Linked DNA regions of Homo sapiens: region 1 is linked to region 2. Evidence: chromatin loops called from intact Hi-C (ENCODE). Cell type or tissue: PC-9. All regions are shown on one strand. Region 1 holds the start of MIR4676 (microRNA 4676). Region 2 overlaps MCU (mitochondrial calcium uniporter).

Evidence for each region. Peaks named below come from ENCODE experiments on the same cell type or tissue, not always from the same donor. Only the 100,000 strongest peaks of a DNase experiment are listed, where the experiment ranks them.
Region 1: it touches region 2 in a loop (1.9-fold over the local background); 4 of 110 quality-filtered maps call a loop at or near these places.

Annotation. Positions count from the first base shown.
Region 1 is chr10:72,716,913-72,724,912 of GRCh38, reverse strand. The region is part of intron 1 of MCU (mitochondrial calcium uniporter); the gene reads right to left. MIR4676 (microRNA 4676) reads right to left here and starts at 3,884; the gene lies at 3,813-3,884. In PC-9, no CTCF peak of the experiment used is centred here; a DNase peak (open chromatin) is centred at 4,782; H3K27ac peaks cover 2,160 bases.
Region 2 is chr10:72,797,948-72,805,947 of GRCh38, reverse strand. The region is part of intron 1 of MCU (mitochondrial calcium uniporter); the gene reads right to left. Among named protein-coding and RNA genes, the nearest start is that of MIR4676, 81 kb to the right of the region's middle. In PC-9, no CTCF peak of the experiment used is centred here; no DNase peak of the experiment used is centred here; H3K27ac peaks cover 2,990 bases.

The DNA.
Region 1 (8,000 bases), 81 kb after region 2:
CCCCAAAGATTCGTTTATTCAACACTAAGTGCTTATTTTGTGCAATGAACTGGGGAAAAGGCTGGCATCTCCTTCCCAATAACAAATCTAGTAACGAAGAATCCATCTATTCCAAAGGATTTCCATTCCATTTTGAAGCTGATCTAATAAGAGAAAATTCTTCCATATGCTGAGCTGCAATTTGCTTCTCCATAAAGAGAAGGAATAAATCTAATCTAACCTTCATCCACATAGCTGTCTTCAAATATGTTCAGGACTAATACTGTATTTACTTGGCAACATTTACAGGTAGTTCCCTACTTTCATATATAATACAGCCCTTTAAATGTGCCTAAGAGTTGAATGTCCAGATTCAGACTTAAAGGACTTAAAATGTTAAAAAGTGACAAACTTGTGGGGGAGGGGGTGGTGGTAGAAATGCAGTTAAAATCACAAAGGATTAGTTTCCCTAATATACAAAGAACTCCCACAAATTACAAAGAAAAAGACCAACATCTCTATGAGAGTTAAGGAACATGAGTTTTAGTTCACAGCAAAGGGAAAGACAGTACTTTTAAAAGAATCTCACTTCACTTATACGAGAAAAACATATTAAAGCTTCATTGAGATACCATTTTTTCACCAGTCAGAAAGTTTAGTACCACATTGTATTGGCAAAGATGTAAGCAGAGAGTAATTCTGATACCTTCTACTTCAAGGAATACATTCTATAAACTCATACACAAGCAATGATGAATGCACAAGGTTATTCACCATAGCAATGCAAATAACTGCAAAAGACTGGAAACAACATACATGTGTAATAGGGAATTGATTTTTTAAAAATATAGTATATCTACATAACTATATTAAAGAATCACAAGCTATTTCTTAATATTCTTGATGAGCAAATCTAGAGACAAAAGGATGGGCTTTCCAATGACCTTAGAAGAATCTGACAGTTTGTGTTAAACGTTCTCGAAGATACCATCTGAAACAGATGGACTTTTAAAGATGTTCTGAATAACATTATTAAAATTTGTGGCTGTTACTTGTGAGTGTAAAAGAACATGGTGAGGGCGGTAACCTATTCTATCTGCAGAGCAACAAACTACAAAAGTCATCAGGTGAAAACGAGGAAAGAATGTTTACCTTTAAAATCCTCAAATGTGCTACCAAAAAATATATATATTTTGAAAAGCACGTTGCAAGCACAAATACTGATACAGCCACTCTGGAATATTATGCTGCCATTAAATGTGTATGACAAGTTTGTTAAATATTTGGTATAATGCTGAGCAAAAAAAGCAAAATATAGTTACATGGGTTTTTTTCTTCTTTGAGTCATCTTCGATGGTAAGTTATATGGTTTTATGTTGTATATAAAGATGACCTATTCTTTTATCAAAGCAAGATGAATTCCATTAAAAAATGTCTAAAAGGAAATACATAAAAATGTTAACAATGGTTGTCTCTGAGTAGCACTTTTTCTTTCTTCCATTTTTCTGTACATCTCAATTTCTATGATAAAAGATTTAGTACTTTTATCATAGAAAGAAATTTTTTAAAAATGAATGATTCTGAATATGTTAGAAAAAATAAGAATCATAGCATCATATATAGAACAGAAAACTAAGTTTATTAATTTAATCTTCGTTCTGACAAATTTGCTAATTTTTAAAAACTTAGCTGCAAAAAAAAGACTAGATAATAAACATTTTCTTTTTTTCTTTTTTTTAAGACAGAATCTCGCTCTGTCGCCCAGGCTGGAGTGCAGTGGCCCAATCTCGGCTCACTGCAAGCTCCGCCTCCTGGGTTCATGCCATTCTCCTGCCTCAGCCTCCCAAGTTGCTGGGACTACAGGCACCTGCCACCACACCCAGCTAATTTTTTGTATCTTTAGTAGAGATGGGGTTTCACCATGTTAGCCAGGATGGTCTTGATCTCCTGACCTCATGATCCACCTGCCTCAGCCTCCCAAAGTGCTGGGATTACAGGCGTGAGCCACCACACCCAGCCAAAAATAAACATTTTCTGAAGATAACAGTAATAGAATAAAGGAAATTAAGCTTTGATAAGGAAAAGGGACTTTTTCTCCCATGTCCAGTAGTCTTGAGAAAAGAAATAATGCAAATTTTATTTAAAATGTCACCCAAGAAAGTAACAAAAGGCCTCATAAAAAAGAAACAGATTTTGTCTCTATTTCTTAATCATCTAACAGGAAGAAGTAGCAACTTTCAGTGCAAGCTACTCTCTTCTTTGACTTATAAATCAAACTCCCCCCAAAAATGGGTTGTCAAAGTTACCCCTGAAAAATTAATTTTTAAAAAGTAACTATAGCTATCATGTTTTCAACTCTGGTTACACTAGAATTTTGCTTGTAAAAATAGTTGCATGTTAAAAAAAAAAAAAGAAAGAAAGAAAAAAGTGCCAATAACTACAACTCAATCTTGTTACCTCACTGTAATATTAGCTATGCCTAGACTAAGTCAAGCGGGAGGTTAAAGTTCCTTAATAAAACAGAAAAGAAAAAGAAACAGCTGAGGTTAAGGGGAAAAGGTGGCATCTAGTTCATAAGAAGTCATGTACCTTTTTTTTTTTTTTTTTTTTTTTTTTTGAGATGGAGTTTCACTCTTGTTGCCCAGGCTGGAGTGCAAAGGTGCAATCTCCGCTCACTGCAATCTCTGCCTCCCGGGTTCAAGTGATTCTCCTGCCTCAGCCTCCCAAGTAGCTGGGATTTAAGTGCCCACAGCTTTTTCTAATTATAATAAACAGTATGTTATACTAATCTACACGTTAATATTTATACCAAGAATTCCCTATAAACCCAATTTATCTTCAAATAAAGTGTATAAATTCCATTGTTTCATAACTTAGCACAGATCTTCAAACCCACAATGATGTTACTGTGAGAACAATATACTATCAAATGTACACTTAACCATAAATATTGTTGCATTCCCCATAAGGAGCCTAAGTGGATAGTAATTCAAGTTGCAATTACCAATAAGAGGCCCAAACTGATTTGTTTATATGTATCACAGATATTTTCGTTTCAAACAAAATGAAATGCTTCTTTTTAAGTCTCAACAGCAAATATAACCATTATGCCCACCCACAGATGACATTGCCTAGAAATAGCAGTAATGCATCACTACAGCAAGGCACTAGATGACTACAAAAACACTGTAGTGTATATTAAAATCATCTCAGAACAACCAATAAAATAAAATTTTCATGCAAGGAGATCATGGAAGACCTTACTGAGAATATAATATTTCAGCAGAGACTCAAGAGGGAAAAGAAATAAGAAAACCTGTATATATTCAGGAGAAAAGCATTCTAATGATAGAAAACTGCAGTGCAAAAATCCTATGAGGTAGGTGCATGTTCAGCATGTTTGAGGAATAGCAAGGAGGTCAGTATCACAAAATGGAGTGGGCAAGAGGGAAAGTGGCAGCAGATGGGAGTCAGACGGGGAGCCAAATGTTCAACAGTGATGTGCTGAAGCCGATATTGACTGGGGAGCAGATTGCTGTACATTCTAGAACTTTGAATCAGCCAGAGTGGGAGTAATTATACCAGTAAAACAGGCAAATGCTACAAATCAGAACCTTTTCCCCCTCCAGAGAGCCAGTTTATTGTCACTACCTGTAGGCCCCTTGAAGAACTTTGTCTTTTACTGAGTGAGATCAGAAGCTACTGAATAAGTCTCCTTCTGCCTGATGTCATCATTCCCACTGCTGAATTACGACCAGAGGTAAGAAAGAACAAAAGCAGGGAGACTAATTAGAAAGCTGTTAATATAATCTAGGTGAGATACATTGTTAGCATGAACCAAAGAGCCAGTGGTGAAACAGTGAGAAGTAATCAACTCACTGTCTCACCACTGGCTCTTTCATTCAGGCTCTGGATATAAAGAACTATTCTTACTTGGATCAGTATGTAGCAACAATTACTAAGCTTCCTGTCTAGAAATCAGTATCTAACTCTAACCTAAACATGTCATTCCTGGTTCTGAATTAAGACTGTTAGTTGGATGTATAAAGTACTTCAAGAAGCTCAAATAACCAGGAGTCTTAGATGCACGTTACATATCTTCAGCTATTAAGGGTTCTATTATCATTTCAATTGATCAACATATACATTTGTTGAACATCTATTATAAGACACTGCAGAGAATACAAGTAAAATCTGTAATCCAAGCCCTTTCCTCAAGGAGGTTACAATCTGAAGTTTAAACTAAAGCATCCGTATATAAAAAGATAGATTCAACACAATGGAAGTATAAAATGTGTGGCAGGGCTAAGGAGTATTCTATAAATTGGAAAGGAGAAGGAAGAAGTCACTGAACAGATAGGACTTGAGCTGTGCCTTGAAGGATGGATAGAGTGAGATGATGAGAAAGGAACAAACGGAACAAGTCAGGGCCTAATAGTCAGTGGATCTGCAAAGTGAAAGGGCTAAGAAAAAGGTGGGAATGCACTTGGTGATTAAGGAGTAATCTATTCATGGCATTCAGGAGCATGGGGAGACAGAGGTTACAACTGGGAAGTATGCAGACATATACCTGAATTCCTAATTCCATCACTTACTAGCTTGAGCAAGTTACATAGAACCTTCCTGTCTTTATTTCTTCAGCAGTAGAAATTATAGTACCTACTTTATAGGACTGGTGCACAGAATAAATGAAATAAAATCATGTATGTATGGCATGTCACACAACCTGAAAGTTAGTAAGCAGTCACTGGTTATCAGAAACATTATTGGCCAGGCACAGTGACTCATGCCTGTAATCCCAGGCCATAGTGGAAGGATTGCTTGAGGCTAGGAGTGCAAGACCAGCTGGGCAACCTAGTGAGACCTTGTCTCTCCAAAAAAAAAAATTTAATTAGATGGGCGTAGTATTTTGCACCTGTAATCAGTCCCAGTTACTCAGGAGGCTGAAGTGGGAGGGTCACTTGAGGCCAGGAGCTCAAGACCAGCCTGTGCCACACGGCAAGACTCCCATCTCAATCAATCAACTAATCAATCAATAAAAATGATTGGGAAGTGGCAATGGTTAATGGGCACAAAATAATTAAAAGAATGAATAAGACCTAGAATTGTATAGCACAACAGGGTGACTATAGCCAATAATAATTTAATTGTATATTTTAAAATAACTAAGAGAATATAATTGTATGTTTGTAATATAAAGGATAAATGCCTGAGGTGATTTATCCTCAAGTCACTGGAAAAACCAAAAGTGACAATAAGAAAAATCACAAAAAGAGCTCTGTTTGGGAAGAAAATTCTACATTCTGGTTATGTTAAGTGATACCTTAAAGCCAAAAGAACATGTAAAATACACACACAACCAAGACTACAGCTCACTTGCTGATGTAACAATCAGTGGGAAGGAACACATACCAGCACTCGTAAACACATGAATATTCCAAATGCACAACTATTTGACCGATCATTCTTTACTGTACTAAAAGAATACCTGAACGTTTTGACTTGGTGAATCAAAACAGACCAAAAGGAAAAGATGTCCTTCTTTGGGGCATCTCAAAAACCTGGTTACAATAACAACAGATTATTAACATCAGCTACTTTATTCTTCTTATAATACAAATAAGACTAAGACTGTAACAGCTCCAGTAACATAATGGTACCTTGATAATCCTATAATTCTGACAGCATATATTCTAAGATAAAAGGTTCATTTGCTCAACTGGTTCTCTACATATCCTTTAAATGTTAACAGTGAAATGCTGTGTGTTTTCCAGAATTGCTAATACTTTTAATACTTTTTGTATATACTTTCTGAATAACATGTAAATGAAAAAGTATAAACTTGATAATTTTTTCACAAAATGAACCCACCCATGTAACCAATGCCTAAACCAAGAGACAGAACATTACTAGCACCCCAGGAGCCCCCTTCATACCCTCTGTCAAACACTTTCCCCAAACCCCCAACAAAGGTGATCAGTCTCCTGACTTCTGACACTATTGATTAGTTTTACCTGCTTTTGAATTCATATAAATGGAATCATACACTGTTAGTGTCTGGCTTCTTTTGTTCATCATATTATTTGTGAGAACCATGCATTTTTATATGTAGTTGTAACCTGTTCATTCTGATCACTGTTCAATACTCATTATGTGGTTATGTCACAAATTATATACTTATTCTACTGTTGATGGGCACTTGGAAAATTCCAGTTTGGACTATCAGTCCTGCCATGAACATTTTTGTCCAGGTCTTTTGGTGAATATAGATAGACACATAATTCTGTTTTGTATAAACCTAGAAATGGAACTCCTGAGTCATAGGGCATGCATGTGTTCAACTTTTGTAAATAACTAATGAACTTTTAAGGAATAAATATTTTTAAATCTTCATAGGGAAATATGAATGATTAATAGATTCATCAGAAGGTATGGACTCCAAAACTACTTTCAGCGGGAAAAAACTTATTGACGTAGGATAGTTGATCCACATCATTCCCAAAGGAGGCAATTTACTTTAGAATATTTTCACCAGCAATTTAGCATATGATACTTAATGACAGAAGTAACCAAATCCATCTTGTCCTTTCTGAAATTGATGATGCTAAAATTTAGAAACAATTGAAGAGCCATTACTATCAATAAGATAAAGTAACAATTTTTTTTCCCAACACCTAACAGGAGAATATAAACATTACAAGTCCAAACTTTGCCTGTTGTACTCATTTAAATAGACTCTTGGAAATTGAAAGGGACTTCAGAACTAGCCTAACCTTCAGGTGATCATATAAATGTCTCCTATTTCAACGAACATGCTAATAAAAATTCCTTTAATCCAAGAACAGAAAAAGAACACTAGGCAAAAACTAAGGGAATCTGAATACAGTATGGACTTTAGTTAATAATAATGTATCAAGATTGGTTTGTTAATTGTAACAAATGTACCAAAGTAATGTAAAATGTTAATAATAGAAGAAGGTGAGGGATATATGGGGATTCTGTGTAAGATCTTTGCCATTTTTTTGTAAATCTAAAACTGTTCAAAAATAAAATTTATTTTTAAAAGTCCAATTAAAACTCTGCAACATAATCTACAGATTGTAATACACCTGCTAAACTCCTTTCAAAACGCAATCCAGATGCACTTTTAAAGCTGTTAGACACACATACCCACACACACATACACAAATATACTTTCTATCTATGGTCTTAGATACATAGATATATGAGGAAAGCATTCTATCTATGCCAATTTTAGTTTTGCTCCTAGCTTCAAAATTATGAACAAGGCTCTAACTTCTTTTTTTATTCCATCTAAGCCAACCTTTCTGAGTATATACTATAAGCACTTAGTGACTCATTAAGAAGCAATCCCGGCTGGGCACAGTGGCTCACACCTGTAATCCCAGCACTTTGGGAGGCTGAAGCGGGTGGATCACCTGAGGTCAGGAGTTTGAGACCAGCCTGGCCAACATGGTGAAAGCCCGTCTCTACTAAAAGTACAAAAATTAAGCGGGCGTGGTGGCGGGCGCCTATAACCCAGCTACTTAGGAGGCTGAGGTAGGAGAATTGCTTGAACTCGGGAGGTAGAGGTTGCAGTGAGCCGAGATCGTGCCACTGCACTCCAGCCTGCGCGACAGAGCGAGACTGTATCTCCAAAAAAAAAAAAAGAAGCAATCCCCTAGTTATCTTCAAACAATAAAAGCATCCAAACTCCAATTAAGACCGATACTCTTAACAACCATATCTTTGTGGTTTAAATCATTGAGTCTTTGCTTTTACTTCAGGGGCAAAAAAAAAAAAAAAGAGAGAGAGAGAGAAAGGAAATAGACTGTGCACCTTTCAAATAGTAGGGAAAACAAGCATCGCCTAATATGTTGTGAGACCTAGCAAAAGGAACCCTAGGAAAGGAGGCAGGAGACCTACCCTCTGATTTCAGTAGTAGAACACTGATTTGCTCTGTGATCCTTGAATAACTCTGGTCCTCAATTTCCATTACCCTGACTGGTATTTTAACTGTA
Region 2 (8,000 bases):
AGACCTCATTCAATTACCACCTCCTTGATAACTAGAATAGGTCAAATCCCTTATGAAATGCTCTTAAAGTTTTCTTCACATCTCTCTTCTAAGTGCTTATGAAATTAAAATTCTATATTTAATCGTGAGATGATCAGTGTTTGTTCATCTACTAGACTGTTGCTCTATGAAAGCAGGAAGTGCCTGTACATAACAGACTCTCAATAAATATTTATTAGATGGGTAAATATATAGATGACTAGCAAATTCCACAGGGACTTTCTATAGCACAGTTGAATTGGTTTATTCAACAAATAAATGGCAAGGGGGAAAAAAAGGGGGTAAACTGTAAGCAAAGGATTGGGTTCTCATTGACACCTTATCAAAATGGAAGTTCTCTGTCATCAGAAATATACTAGGGCAGCCGGGTGAGGTGGCTCACACCTGTAATCCCAGTACTTTGGGAGGCTGAGGTGGGCGGATTGCCTGAGCTTGGGAGTTCAACCACCCTGGACAATATGGTGAAATTCTGTTGTCACTAAAATACAAAAAATTAGCTGGGCATGGTGGCAGGCACCTGTAGTCCCAGCTACACGGGAGGCTGAGGCATGAGAATCACTTGAACCCAGGAGGCAGAGGTTGCAGTAAGCCAAGACCACACTGCTACACTCCAGCCTGGGCAACAGAGCGAGACCCTGTCTCCAAAAAAAAAGAAGAAAGGAAAGGAAAAAGGAAAGGAAAAAGGAAAGGAAAGGAAAGGAAGAAAGGAAGGAAGGAAGGAAGGAAGGAAAGAGAGAGAGAGAGAGACAGAAAGAAAGAAAGAAAGAAAGAAAGAAAGAAAGAAAGAAAGAAAGAAAGAAAGAAAGAGAAAGAAAGAAAGAAAGAAAGAAACAAACTAGGGCCAGGTGAGGTGGCTCATGCCTGTAATTCCACAACTTTGGGAGGCAGAGGCAGGAATATCACTTGAGTCTAGCAGTTTGAGAGCAGCCTGGGCAACCAGCAAATCCTCATCTCTACAAAAAATAAAAAATTAGCCAGGCCTGGTGGCACACACCTGTAGTCCCAGCTACTTGGAAGGCTGAGGTGGCAAGATCGCTTGGGCCTGGGAGATTGAGGCTGCAGTGAGCTGTGATCACACCACTGCACACAGCCAATCAATCAATCAACCAATAAGTAAGAAGAAATTTATCGGCTAAGACGTGGATACAATTACAATGCAACATACTTTGTTTTCATTTTTGTTGGGAATCACACAAAATAGAACTGATACTCTTCTGTGTGCATTAATACTACAATGACTGTGACTGTATGTGAATTTGCCAGTTTTTTTGCATGTGATCTACAACAAAAAAACAAATTTCAATCAACTATGTTAGGAAAAAGGCTGAATTAGGTTTATTCTCTATAAGAAATTATATTAGAAAATCTTTGTCACATGAAGAAGTGATCAAAGAGTATGAAGACAAAGCAGGAACAAAAAGTATTATAGAAGTGTATCAGGTAATTAATTAAAATGTTTTGTTTTTCTTCTGGATTTTGTGGTATTTGAGCCATTTGTTGACTTTAAAAATAGGTAAATTGTCCGAGCGTGATGGCTCACTTCTGTAATCCTAGTATTTTGAGAGGCCAAGGCGGGCAGATCACCTGAGGTTGGGAGTTTGTGACCAGCCTGGCCAACATGGTGAAACCCTGTCTCTACTAAAAATACAAAAAAATTTGCCAGATATGGTGGTGGGCACCTGTAATCCCAGCTACTTGGGAGGCTGAAGCACGAGAATCACTTGAACCCAGGAGGTGGAGGTTGCAGTGAGCCAAGACTGTGCCATTGCACTCCAGCTTGAGTGAGAGACTCTGTCTCAAAAAAAAAAAATGTAAATTGTTGGCACTCTTATTTTATATATATATATATATATATATATATATATATATATATATATATATATATATATATTTACTTACATTCCAAAAACAAAGAGAAGGATCCTACAGATTAAGAAAGAATACAATGTCTGGTCCTTGTTTGGATTCCATTTAAAATGAGCTAAGTGTAAATTTATGGGACAATCAGAAAAATTTAAACATGACTAGATATTCTATGATATTAAAAATACTGTTAATATTTTTAGATTTAATTATGGTATTGTGGCTACCCTTACATGTCAGAGAAATATATTGAAGTATTTACAGAAAAACAATAAATAATTTCCATAAAACAATCCAGTATTTTGTGTGTGTGCAAAAAAATGAGTGGGGGTAAAAATGAAATAAGATAGGCTATGTGTTGGTAACTGATGAAGTTAGGTACTGGGTACATGGGATTCATTAAACCATTACTCCAACTTTCATAAAGGTTTTCAACTTTCATAATAAAATATTAAGAAGAATATGAAATGGAAGTTTATTACAAAAAAAATTGGAGAACAGAAACTGAAAAGCCTTTAAAAACAGAAGCCTTTTCTCAGACTTTACAGCTTGCATAAATAAATTAATAGCAGAGGACACTACTGCAGAACAAATTAAACAGGCCAGATTTTTGAGTTTGGAATTTTTTCTTTGTGGCAAGCATTTGTCAATTGTTTCTATTTCTGCATTTTTAAATGAAAGTTCTGTAGCTCCTCAGGCTCACTGAGTATCACAATAGGCAAGCAGAAGATGGGGGAAAATGAGAGCCAACTGGATGAAGAAATACAAGAAAAATTCAAGGAGAATTGTTGCTGATTTTGTGAAGAAATCATTTCTTAAAAAAAAAATACAAGCAGGAAAAAGAAACAACAAACCATCTACTGTATGAGCTATATTCTCCTCCACAATAATAAAAGCCAAAATGGATTACCCAGATGGAAAAACCCACGTAATTTTGCTCCTGAAAATTATTCTGTTTTAAGCCTATCTTCTCTTACAATAAAATCCACAAAGGAGAAGAGGAGAAAAGGAGTATTAGTCTATTTTCGGTGAAATACAGAAACAATGAGTCATGAGTAATACGTGAAATAAGATACAATTCTTTTGGTACACGATCTAATGTCTGTACAGGGAATGAAACCACTGTTGGTTAAACTATAGTGAAATGCTACTCAACATAATTACTCAGGAGTTGCAAATATTTCAAAGTAAGTTTGAGTGGTGATGTTTTTGTAAAGGATTTAACAGATTTACCAGATCATCTTTCATATAGAATAAGGGGATATACATATAAACAAATATTGTTTTAGTGTTCAAATAAAGGCATAAAACACAAACCAGAAAGTGAAGCTTTAAGGATTATACAAAGGAATAGTGTTCTATTTGCCTTTTAAAGCAAAGGCTGAATATTTTGTATGTATATACACACTGAATATATTTCAGCAAGGCAGGCTCTGAGAGCAGTGGCTATCCAATGGTCTACAATGGATAAGTATTTATCTTTACCATAAATTTCCTTTTGCTCAGTTTCTGATGAAATTACAAATTTGTCAGCCTTGTTCTTGTCAGTTTTATTGGAGAACTTTTAAGACATCATTCAGAAGCTCTAGCCAGAGTGGTTAGCTCTGAGTCACTCATCTTTTTTTTTTTTTTTTTTAAAGAAAGCTCAAACAGCGCTCATTTATATTTCAATTAAGTACAATATTATTTTTAAATGAAAACGAGGCTAATAAAATTTGTCTTGTTTATTCTTTATCCCTACTCTATACTTTACTGAATCAAAAGACTCACCGAAAATGCTAAAGCTACTGAAGCAATGATAGATGATCGTTTAAAAGGAGGCAGGGAAAATCCTCAGGAACACTACAAACCTGCCCCTCCAGAACCATGTGCCTCCTGAAGAGGTACAAGTTAAACCTAGAAGGACAGCAGGAAATGCCTGTTGTCCTTCAGGACAGAATGGATGAACCTCTCAATAGTGGAAGTTTCCAGTTTTGTGTTGAACGCTTGGTATCACAATTCCTCAAAGACCACATAGGTGGCTTAAAGGAAATGCCACACAAATGTGTAAAAACACAATTAAGAGTTACCTAGGTCTGGGCACAGTGGCTAGCACCTATAATCCTAGCACTTTGGGAGGCCGAGGTGGGTGGATTGCTTGAGCTCAGGAGTTCAAGACAAACCAGGGCAACATGGCAAAACCCCGTCTCTACCAAAAATACAAAAACTTAGCCAGGCATAGTGGTGTGTATCTGTGGTCTCAGTTACCCGGGAGGCTGAGGCAAGAGGTTCGCTTGAGCCTGGGAGGTAGAGGTTGCAGTGAGCCAAGATCACACCACTGCACTCCAACCTGGGTGACAGAATGAGACCGCGTATTAAAAAAAAAAAAAAAGAAAAAAAGAGTTACCTAGTTACCTTGAACCTAGACTCATCAGGAAACAGGATGTTAGAATGAAGTAGCAATTTTAAAGAAAACAAACTGGCAAAGAATTATCAAAAATAATCTGAGAAGTCTGTGGGTCAGAGTCAGTCCAAGCCTCTCAAGCAGAAGTAGGGTTTATGTGAAGAACATGAAACTACAGTCAGAAGGGTAAAGTTCTAATGTTAGCTCCAGTACTGGCTGGCACTTACATTCACTACACTGTACCTATAAAATCAACAGAACCAATTACTAACTTTAAAAAATACTTTCAGCAAAAAAAAAAAAAAAAAAGAAAGCATTATGAGTTAATACTATCTAGGAAATTATGTAATCAATGAGAACCTCTCATCACCTCCATTTCTACAGCACTTTAACCAAATACTTACCTTAATAGGTGATAGTGTATAATAACACGAAAAGTACTATAAATTTTCTAGAGAACACTGCCCAAAGTACTATGAATATGGCCTCTACCTATCCCCACCCCCACAAATTAGTGAAAATACACTAAAATTTTTGGTTTCTCACTTCAGTGAAACTTTTTTATTTTAAGAGACAGGGTCTCACTCTATCGTTCAGGCTGGGGTGCAGTGGTGCAATCAATCATAGCTCACTGTAGCCTCAAACTTCCGGCCTTCCACCTCAGCCTCTCAAGTACCTAGGACTACAGGTGTGTTCCACCATGCCCAGCGAATTTTTTAATTTTTTTGTAGAGACAGGGTCTTGCTATGTTGCCCAGGCTGGTCTCGAACTTCTGGCCTCACAAACTGTTGAGATTAAAGGTGTGAGCCACCGTGCTAGGCCTCAGTGAAACTATTTAAAAAATAATCCAACACCTTAGATTGTGTACTTCATTGTGTGTAAATTATATCAATTAAAAATGCATGACGGCAAGGTTAAAAAAGATCATCCAAACACAAATGAATTCAAAAATTTCTTTAGGAAGGCACAGCTCTCTCTTGTATTCAGTATTCTGTTACAGGATGTTTGCTTTTGTTATCAGTGATTCTCAGCCTTTCAAATTGAAAGAACAATTCAGAGGCTGTAATCTACAGACAGGGTTTTTGGAAGATATATGGACTCATTAAGTCATTCAGTAAATAAATCTTGATACATGACCAACAGGCTTTTCCATCTGTTTTGCATTACCGGTTGAGTATTCTCTATCTAAAATCCTTGGGACCAAAAGTGTTTCAGATTTCAAAATTCTTTGGATTTTGAAATATTCTCTCACACATATTGAGATACTTTGGGAATGGGACCCAAATCTAAACACAAAATTCATTTATGTTTCATATACACCTTATACACATAGGCTAAAGATAACTTTATACAATATTTTAAATAACTGTGGGCAGGAAACAAAGTCTATACACTGAACCATCAGAAAGCAAAAGGTTTCAACTATCTCGGCCACCATGTGGACAATTTGTGGTTGTTTGGCATCACCATCATGCTGTGCTTGGAAAAGACACATCGCAACTGGAAGGCACTGGGGGGAGGGTCTTTTTGCCTTAAGATCCCTGAACAAACTGTGTGTTGTGTTCCTGCGTTTTGACTGCAGCATGTTACATGAGGTCAGGTGTGAAATGTTCCACTTGGCATGTCATGTCAGCACTCAAGAAGTTTTGGATTTTGGAGCATTTCAGATTTTGGATTTTTGAATTAGAGATGCTGAACTTGTATTTGTCAAGACTGATTATTAATAAATGAAATAATAGGAACTGTAATCATCCAACCAAATGTTATATGTCTAATATGTTTCAAAAGCAATGTATTATTACTTATCAGATATTATTTGTGATCCTTAAAATATGAATAGGTAATTCGTAAAATAAGAAATACAAATGGCCAATGACATAAAAAAAAGTTTAATCTTAATAATAATGACATTTATTAAAAACAATGACATGGGTTTTGCTTTACCTTTTTTTTTCTATCAGATGAGAAAAGATTAGAGAGATTTAGCAGTATCTAATGTGAACTCTTAGCCCCAAAAATTCTGTTTACAAAAAATGTTCTGAGTTGGGCATAGTGGCATGTACCTGTAATCCCTGCTACTCAGGAGGCTGAGGAGGGAGGATCAGTTGAACCCAGGAATTCAAGTACAGCCTGAGCAACATAGTGAGACCGCATCTTGTTTAAAAAAAAAAAAATGTTATATATTGAAATTGTCACGAGTACACAAAGCTAGGAGTGCTTACAGAGAACAGCTTTGTGAAGGCTGGAACTTAACATTTGTTTACCACAGTTTTCAACACCAAAAATAGTGCTTGGCACACAGCAGGTAATCATTAAATATTTATTAAATGAATGAATGTTCACTGTAATACTATTAATTATAGTGAATATTTGGAAATCATCTAATAAATTATATCAATACAATGAAAACTACATAGCTTTTAAAAAGAATCAGGTTGAGGCCGGGCGTGATGGCTCACGCCTGTAATCCCAGCATTTTGGGAGGCTGAGGCGGGTGAATCACAAGGTCAGGAGTTCGAGACCAGCCTGGCCATATGGTGAAACCCCGTCTCTACTAAAAATACAAAAATTAGCTGGGCGTGGTGGCGGGCGCCTATAGTCCCAGCTTCTCGGGAGGCTGAGGCAGGAGAATCGCTTGAACCTGGGAGCCGAGATCAGGTCACTGCACTCCAGCCTGAGTGACAGAGTGAGACTCCGTCTCGAAAAAATAAAAAATAAAAATAAAAGAATCAAGTTGATCCACATACACAACTGTCAAAGTATATTACAGAATCTTAGGTATAAAAATTAAGTTATAAAATTAAATATAGTTTGATTTTATATTCAAAATATACAGTATGATTCTATACTTTAGATTAAATTATATCCACACATTGTATATGCACTGAGAAAAGTCTGAAAGAATGTATATCAAACTGCTAATGAGAGGGCTTTCACTTTTTGCTCTGTAACACTTCTGTATTATTTTGACTTATAAACAACACATACTACTCCAGTAAGAAAAGATTTCTAAAAAAAAACAAGAAAAACAACAACAACTAAATACATATAGAAAAAAAGTCCTGAGAGGAGCATACAAAATGCTAGGATTACGCCTGTAATCCCAGCACTTTGGGAGGCTGAGGCGGATGGATCACGAGGTCAGGAAGTCGAGACCAGCCTGGCCAGCATGGTGAAACCCTGCCTCTACTAAAAATACAAAAATTAGCCGGGCATGGTGACATGCACCTGTAATCCCAGCTACCTGGTAGGCTGCGGCAGGAGAATTGCTTGAACCCAGGAAGCAGAGGTTGCAGTGAGCTGAGATTGCGCCACTGCACTCCAGCCTTGGCAACAGAGCGAGACTCCATCTCAAACAAACAAACAAACAAATAGTGGGCACCTTTGGATGTTGGGATTATGGGTATTTTTTCCCCATTTATGCATTCAGTTTAGTAAAACTATCCCACTGAGTAATTTTTCTGCCTTTACGTGTTATGTACAGTTTTATTTTCTTTGTATGCATTATAGGCACATTTTTCCTTATGCATTTATGTATTGTCCAAATTTTATACATCATTGAGTATGTATTACCTCTGTAATAGAGCAGAATAATTAAAAAATTTTTGAACCTCAATATATTGAACTATATATTAGTACTTTTTTTTGGTCAATCTGAAGCTCATGGAAGTTAGATAATGTACAAGGTCTAACAGCTATTAAGGGGCTATCTAAA